3 separate regions of the Mus musculus genome follow, and all the other regions are linked to region 2. The links are chromatin loops, found by intact Hi-C in ENCODE. Cell type or tissue: gastrocnemius. All regions are shown on one strand. Region 1 holds the start of Hoxa4 (homeobox A4). Region 2 overlaps Skap2 (src family associated phosphoprotein 2). Region 3 has its middle 38 kb from the start of Halr1.

The links. Hi-C counts contacts between places; a loop is a spot of excess contacts. Peaks named below come from ENCODE experiments on the same cell type or tissue, not always from the same donor. Only the 100,000 strongest peaks of a DNase experiment are listed, where the experiment ranks them.
Region 1: it touches region 2 in a loop (4-fold over the local background); 19 of 42 quality-filtered maps call a loop at or near these places.
Region 3: it touches region 2 in a loop (1.9-fold over the local background); 2 of 42 quality-filtered maps call a loop at or near these places.

Annotation. Positions count from the first base shown.
Region 1 is chr6:52,189,986-52,192,485 of GRCm38, reverse strand. All of the region lies in intron 2 of Hoxa3 (homeobox A3), which reads left to right. It overlaps Hoxa4 (homeobox A4), which reads left to right and starts at 783. Exons shown (of 2, transcript NM_008265.4): 1 at 783-1,308; 2 at 1,798-2,500. The coding sequence starts at 798. The coding sequence ends at 2,144. All of the region lies in intron 1 of LOC115490409 (a long non-coding RNA gene), which reads right to left. In gastrocnemius, a CTCF peak has its summit at 1,248; DNase peaks (open chromatin) are centred at 503, 925 and 1,214; H3K4me3 peaks cover 2,149 bases; H3K27ac peaks cover 2,372 bases.
Region 2 is chr6:52,008,256-52,010,755 of GRCm38, reverse strand. All of the region lies in intron 1 of Skap2 (src family associated phosphoprotein 2), which reads left to right. Among named protein-coding and RNA genes, the nearest start is that of Skap2, 3.0 kb to the left of the region's middle. In gastrocnemius, a CTCF peak has its summit at 1,786 (motif pointing left); a DNase peak (open chromatin) is centred at 1,178.
Region 3 is chr6:52,063,230-52,065,729 of GRCm38, reverse strand. No RefSeq gene overlaps it. Among named protein-coding and RNA genes, the nearest start is that of Halr1, 38 kb to the left of the region's middle. In gastrocnemius, no CTCF peak of the experiment used is centred here; DNase peaks (open chromatin) are centred at 771 and 1,376; H3K4me3 peaks cover 1,217 bases; H3K27ac peaks cover 1,204 bases.

The sequences.
Region 1 (2,500 bases), 180 kb before region 2:
TAGTGGATCGCCCTCGCTTGCTGTACTTCCTTGACCCGCTTGTTCAGCGGCCCTTCTACCCATCCTCCCTGTGCAGCTCCAGCCCTGGCTTCGCAAAGCAGGGACTCCCTAACAGCCGGGTGGATGTGTAGGGCGTGGACAAAGAATCAAAGGGCGAGAAAAATGGGTCCGTAGGCCTCCTTCGTTTTATTCCAGAGCTAGGATAAAAAGCCAGGGTCTGCCTCTTGGTCCCAGTGCCCTTCCCTCTCCTGGAGGGCCTCGAACCCTCGGAGGACCACCCGAAGCCTGGTTGGACTGGAGATCGGCGCTGAGTCGTGGCGACCAGCTGCCCAGAGGCCTAGGACAGACGTGGGCAGGAACAGGGCTCGAAAGGACCCGCAGTCTAACAGGCCCCAACTTCTCAGCCGGAACCCAAGTTGGGGGGCCCGAGGAACCCAAGCTCGCTTCTCCCACCCTGAAGGCTAGCAGCATCCATCACGCATCCCCCGCGCGTTTCCTGATCCGGGTCCGCGCGCGCGGATTTCCCATTGGCCGGATCGCAGCACGTGGGGCGCGGGGGCGGGGCGCGCAGGGCCACGGGGAGCGCGCGCGGGCGGGGGAGGAGCGGCGCGGACTTCGGCGGCGGCGACGGCGGGAGGGGGAGGGGCAGTCGTTTGACAGCGGGGGGAGGGGCGGGCGCCGGGGCCGGGGGGGGGGGGGGGGGGGGATGGGAAGCGCGGCGAGAGGGGGAGGGGCCTCGGCGAGCGCAGAAAAACGACACCGCGAGAAAAATTAGTATTTTTGCACTTCACAAATTAATGACCATGAGCTCGTTTTTGATAAACTCCAACTACATCGAGCCCAAGTTCCCTCCTTTCGAGGAGTTCGCCCCGCACGGTGGCCCGGGCGGTGGGGACGGCGCCGTGGGCGGGGGTCCCGGCTACCCGCGGCCCCAGAGCGCCCCGCACCTGCCGGCCCCGAACCCGCACGCGGCCCGCCAGCCCCCCGCTTACTACGCGCCGCGGGCGCGCGAGCCCAGCTACCCCGGGGGCCTGTACCCCGCGCCCGCCGCCGCCTGTCCCTACGCCTGCCGCGGGGCCAGCCCCGCGCGACCCGAGCAGTCCCCGGCCCCCGGCGCGCACCCCAGCCCGGCCCCGCAGCCCCCCGCGCCCCCTCGGCACTGCGCTCCCGGCCCCACCACCCCGGCTGTCGCGACGGGGGGCAGCGCCCCCGCGTGCCCGCTGCTGCTGGCGGACCAGGGCCCGGCGGGCCCGAAGGGCAAGGAGCCGGTGGTGTACCCCTGGATGAAGAAGATCCACGTGAGCGCCGGTATGTGGCGCCGCCGGGAGGGCAGCGGGCGTGGGGGCGCGGGGCAGGGCGCGGGAGGGGACCCCCATCTGGCCGGCGCTTTGGCTGTGGGTGTGTGCGCGCCGCCCGCAGCCTGGTCCTAACGTGAGAACCCTTTTGTACCCAGGGTCCCTTTATCCTGAGATTTACGAGACGCCAAACTGTTAGGGCAGTAATTATAGCCCCCATAAATTTAATTGCCCTGGCAGAGGCTCCCGGCCATGTGTCTTTGAAGCTTTTCTTCAGCCCCAAAGCCCAGCACCATTCTTTATGGCTCTCGGGTGTTTCCCGTTGTCAATAGCCTGTGAAACATTTTCTTTGCCTTTTTATGTATCTTGTGTGAACTTGGTGTCAGGTTATTATATAATGATGATGTCCGATTGCTCTTCCCCACCCTATCTCCTCTCTCCTCCCCTCCTCCTCTTCTACTTCTTCCTCTTTGGCCTTCTCTTTCGGGGTTCTGGTGTTCAGTCAACTCCAGTTATAACGGAGGCGAACCTAAGCGCTCTCGAACCGCCTATACCCGGCAGCAAGTCTTGGAACTGGAGAAGGAATTCCACTTTAACCGCTACCTGACCCGGCGGCGCCGCATCGAGATCGCCCACACGCTCTGCTTGTCGGAGCGCCAGGTCAAGATCTGGTTTCAGAACCGGAGAATGAAGTGGAAGAAAGACCACAAACTTCCCAACACCAAGATGCGATCTTCCAACACTGCCTCGGCCCCTGCCGGCCCGCCTGGGAAAGCACAAACTCACAGCCCACACCCCCATCCCCACCCTCTCCCTGGTGCTTCCACACCCATTCCCTCCTCCATATAATCTAGAGACCTGGATCAGTTTCTCTCACTTATGTGCCCTACTCATCTCCTGCTCCTGTCCTCATCTGCTCTTCCCTAAGTAAACCCGAGACACCAAAACAAAATCCAACTTGCTGGAAACCATAACCAAAAAGAAGACATTATCCCTGGTTGGTGTGACCCCTCCAAGAGGACGTCTGTCCTCGTCCTCGTTACTGCTTAGTGGAACAACCTGCTGACCTGGACAACTTTGCCAGGATTGGACACCTGTAAGAAAGCACTGGCCATCGACTACCTTTGAGTCAGCCAGACAGCACGTGCTGACTGGGGACATGTACTTGTATGCAGAAGAAGCAGGCCGGTTCCCAGCTTCCCAGC
Region 2 (2,500 bases):
GACTAGCATAATGTTTGAAATTAGTTTTTTCTAAAATACATGAGGGATTAGAAACAAATATCAAAATAATAACTTTGCAGATTACAAGTTAGCTTTACATTTTATTCTTAGGAGATGTTTTTAGCTCGTGGGTGTGATCTATGGTAAAGGAATAGAGGAAAGTGAGCTAGTCTTCATGGCTTAAAACAACGTTAAACAAGCTTTCAAAGAAAGTTGTTAAGATTTTTTGTGTAATTAACATCCTTAGAGGCTCTCAGTAGTCACTTGTCCCTTGAATCTTCTGGGGAGGCAGGATGACGGCAAGTCCATCACTCAGGTGTTCTTGGGAGAAAGTGCATGGTACAATTTAGAAGTATAAAGTTATAACAAAGTGATTGCATTGACTTGGATTTTAGAGGTATTGCTGTCATAGCTCTATGGTATATAGATATAAAGATAGTGCGTTCTTTTTTAAATTGAAGAAGAGATATGGATCCTGGTAGCTGTAAGCAGTCAAGGCTCTTAAAATGCATGGCACAGTGTGAATTAGTTAGAAACCAACCTTTACAGGAGTTTCAAGTCCTTTGCTTTTACAAGAAAGAAAATAATCTCACTTTATGTTTCCTATGCTCGTCATGTAAATCATCAGATGCCACACAAGTGTTTGCTGAGATAGGTGCTCAAATTTATGGTTTTTTGTAATCATGATTTTTCTTTGTCATTGTTTGGCTTTTTGATTACAGTAGCTTTTCACTACCATTTCAATATTTGTCCTCTTTTCATGCCTTTCCTTTAAAAAAGTAACTGAATGGAAATGCAAAAATAAAGTTACTACTCCCAACTCTTAGTTAGTAATATCCTTGAAAGAATGACAGTATAATAGTTTGAACAGTTATATTTTTTATGGAATCAATGTACTAAAAATTAAATGCCTTTATTTTTTTAAAAAATAAATGTTAAATTATTCCTTTTTAGTACAGTTTATATAAAATTTTGTTGAATCAACCTTTGACACCCCCCACTCTCAAACAATGAAAGAACAGGTTTATCCTGGATAATTCAAACCAAAGGATAGCCCCAAGCCTTGGCCATTTAATCTTACCTTATACCCAAATATTTTGACTAGAACTAATAGCAAGCATGGCCTTGATTTATGTGGGCGCTCCTCTGGCAGGCAGAAGGTGAACAGCCCTGGGAGTGCTGCCTGCTGCCTGCAGCGCTTGCTGGTCTAATCACCCTGGAAGGACGGGGCTGCTAGGAGTTCGCAATCAGATATTTGCACTCATTTTCATCCATTCATATCATATCAACAGATTTTAAGCGGGAAGTGTTACCTTTTTAATAAATTAGAAAATGAAACCACTGTTAGAAGAAAATAACCGTTGGGGCACTGAAAAATTAAAACCAAATTGAACAAGCCATAAGAAAGTGACTATATGGTTTTAGCAAGGTGACCTTGAGATTTGTTCAGATGGCAGTTTTGGTTAGAAATATTGCCTTTTCCCCCTACTGGGGATTTCCAGGACATTTTTTTTTTTTTCCTTTCACCTCCTTCACACAGTGTAATAGATCACACTGTTTGGGGCATTTGATAAAGAATGCAATTCAGTTGAAACCAAGGTAGGGTTTTTCAATGCCAAGTGCACTATGGCTTGTTTCTCACCTTTCCAATTCCTGTTTATAATTTGGTCACCACTTTAGCTTTATTTTCCTTGTAAGAATTATTTATGGTATATCTGGTGTTCATAGCTTCCTCCTGGAGCCCTGGCTGAGTATGCAAAGGGAAGAGTGCCACCTACTGAGTCACCAGTAGCCACCTTCTTCTAAGTACCTGGATTATCACAGAGCCAGGACAAGCCTCCCTATTTTGGCAGCAGCAACTAATGAGGATCAAGTCGATAAGAGAACATTGGGTCTGGAAGTGAGATCAACCTACGGCACCTCTAAGAGCCTTCCTTCTACAAATACGGATATGCATTTGCAAATCAAGGGTCCAGATGTTATAGAGATTTTGTCTGGGTCAAATAGTATCTGTAAATGAAGAAGTAGCATTAGGAAAATTACTTATCTATTTACTTAAGGGTAAAACACCTTCTTTTCTTGTTGGGGGCTATGTTAGCATGGCTTTCCAGTGAAAGTATTTTTCCTTGGATTACTAAGTAAGGCTCTTGAAAGTATGTGCATTTTAAATTGTTAATGTAATCTTAATCAGCATTAGTTTCTTTCAAAACATCTAACTGTACTAAAAAATGAACTTTCCGACTATGTTTATCTCTGCTGATTCTCGCCTTGAAGTGCTTGTAGAGAGAAGGTAAGGACACAAGAGGAGGGAAAGGCTCTGGTGGTTTGAAACACAGTTCAGTTGTTGCCCATAAATTGAATATTAAGTGTCATATATGGGTGATAAAAGTGGCACAGGCTAGGTTTTATATCCTCATTATTTATTTAGTTTGTCCTTTTCAATTAAAGCCAAGTCTATCTTTTTCATCCTACTGAGCTTACGTTTCTCTTCCAATCACAC
Region 3 (2,500 bases), 55 kb before region 2:
GATGGCTGAGGCAGAAAAGCAGCTACTGCATAAGCGCGAGGACCTGAGTTCAGGTTCTAGCGCCCACATAAAAGCTGGGTGCAGTGTGTAACCAGGTACCACAGAAACAAGGGGGTCCCTGGAGTTCCTTGGCCAGCAAGTATAGCTGAGTTGGTCTCCAGAGTCAGTGAGATCACCTGTCTCAAAAAAAGAGGTACAAAAGAAGAGGGTGATGGAGGATGCCTGATGGTGACCTCTGGCTTTTGTACATATCTATGCACCTGTGTGCTTTTGCACACATATGCACAGGTACACACACACACACACACACACACATACACACAAACATACATATATCTCTCATATACACACAAGTTTTGTTTTAGTAGAAGGAAAACTGGATTTATACGGGTTCTTTGTGTTCTCTGCTACAGCTATGGCCTTTATCATTTAACTTCCATGTACTCTGGTTCTCTCCTCTGCAATGCACTGAAAATGACATTGGCTTCATATAGTACCTATCTCATAGGCATGTCCATACTTTTTGTTTCTTAGTTCACAGAGACTCACATCTTTTATTCCTTGTGTATATGTGTTTCCCACCCTTTTTAAGTTTATTTTTCTAGAAATTTCCTGTTTAGATTTAGAATGGGCTCTAAAATGCTACTGGTTATTCAAGGACAGATCTAGCCATGACAGAGCCCGTGTGTGTGTGTGTGTGGGGGGGGAGCGGTGTTGATGCCTGACTGGCGTGACAGTCCTGTACACAAGCCACCTGATGTCTTACCATGTGTTGATATGCCTTTAATTCTAGGTTTTCAGACTGGCAGATGAAATTACTTCGTCAGCGATTTGAGGACCCCTTCATGCTGGGGCTGCCTCTGCTTCCCTTCCCCCACTCAGTACGTTTCCAACTGCCTGTCACTATTGACCTTAATAATAACCTCATATCCTCAACAGTTTAGCAACACATAAGAATTAATGTTTCCAGAAAAAAAAATGGTACATTCTAACTCCCCTACTCCAGTCCAAGATACATTGTTATGCACAATTATTGGGCTGCTGAAAGACAGTGCTGTAGAATAAGGGTAAAATCTACTCTAATCCTGGAGTTTTGCAAGAGAGGGAAGTAAGGCCTCGGTGTTCAGTGAAGCCATAAGCTTGCAGAAAGCGAAAGTTGTAATCAGCAGCCAAGCATGGGTTACACCACAGAACACACACATGCCTGCTGGAACTAGAGTGGTGTTTAAAAGCCAACACATTTGCTCCAAATACTGTGCACTGCTTTCTGCCAGGACCGGTACAAACTTGGGTTACACATCCCAGAGGACTCGCGTATGAAAGCTCGGGTGTCTTGGGATTAATCGAGCTCACGCCATTAGAGGAGCAATGCTCTGTTGTGCGTGTTTTCTCAGTGTTTTGCCTCCTTGGCTTGCTCACAGGGGCCTGCCTGTTTTTCCTCATTCTCTGCTGGGTCTTTAGACAGTGCTGTCTTTGACAGCAAGCTGGATAAATCATCAACTGCATGCTGATGAGCTGCTTTGCCTTCTTCTGTCTAAATCAGGACAGCCATGGAGACTGGAAGGGGACAGGGTGACGAGTATGTTAGCTCCCACCGTCCCTTGCTTCGCCTTTATCTGGGACATTTTCCATTTTCCACCTTTCCTCCACTGCGTCCTCAGTTTAGGACACTTTGTCTCCGGCCTCTTTTCTGCCAGGAGCATAACTGCTCCGTTGTCCTGATCATTTGTTTGTTTGCTTGCTTGTTTTTTTTACTGATCTTCTGTTCATTTCTCATAAGAAAGTAAGAGAGCTCCGAAAAAAACAAAAAAACAAGAAACAAAACCCCCAAAACCAGTGAGTCCACCCACTTCCATTCTCAGAGAAGCAACCTTCTCAAAGTCAGTTTTCATGTAAGGTGCTCCTCCTCCTCCTCCTCCTCCTCCCAAACAAACCTATGCCCAGATTTGTCTGGAGACTGCACATCCCCAGCCTTCCCGGGGATGCGCTCTGCAGATCTGGGAGGACACTGCACGCTCCCTTTGCCAGGTTTAAGATGATGACACCCCCGCCCCCAGATCCAAAGACTTTCAGTAGCATGCCCCCAACCAACCTTAGAAAGGGTTTCCTTTGCTATAGCTCTACAACTGAAGTTATAATTAAGCTTTATGTTATCACCCTGTAGCTAGTTATAATTTTAGATAACCTCAAACTTTACATCTTTTTTTAAAAAAATGATTTATTTTTATTTTATGTGCACAGCTGTTTTGCCTGCATGCATGTCTGTATGAGGGTGTCAGGTCCCCTGGAGCTGGAGTGACAGACAGTTGTGAGCTCCCTGTGGGTGCTGGGAATTAAACCCAGGTCCCCTGGAAGAGCTGACAGTGCTCTTAACCACTGAGCCATTTCTCCAGCCCCTTCACATCTATCTGGTTTGTTTGTTTGTTTGTTTTGTTTAGAAAGGGTTTCTCTGTATAATAGTCCCGCTGTCCTGAAACTAAAGAGCTCCATCTGCCTCTGA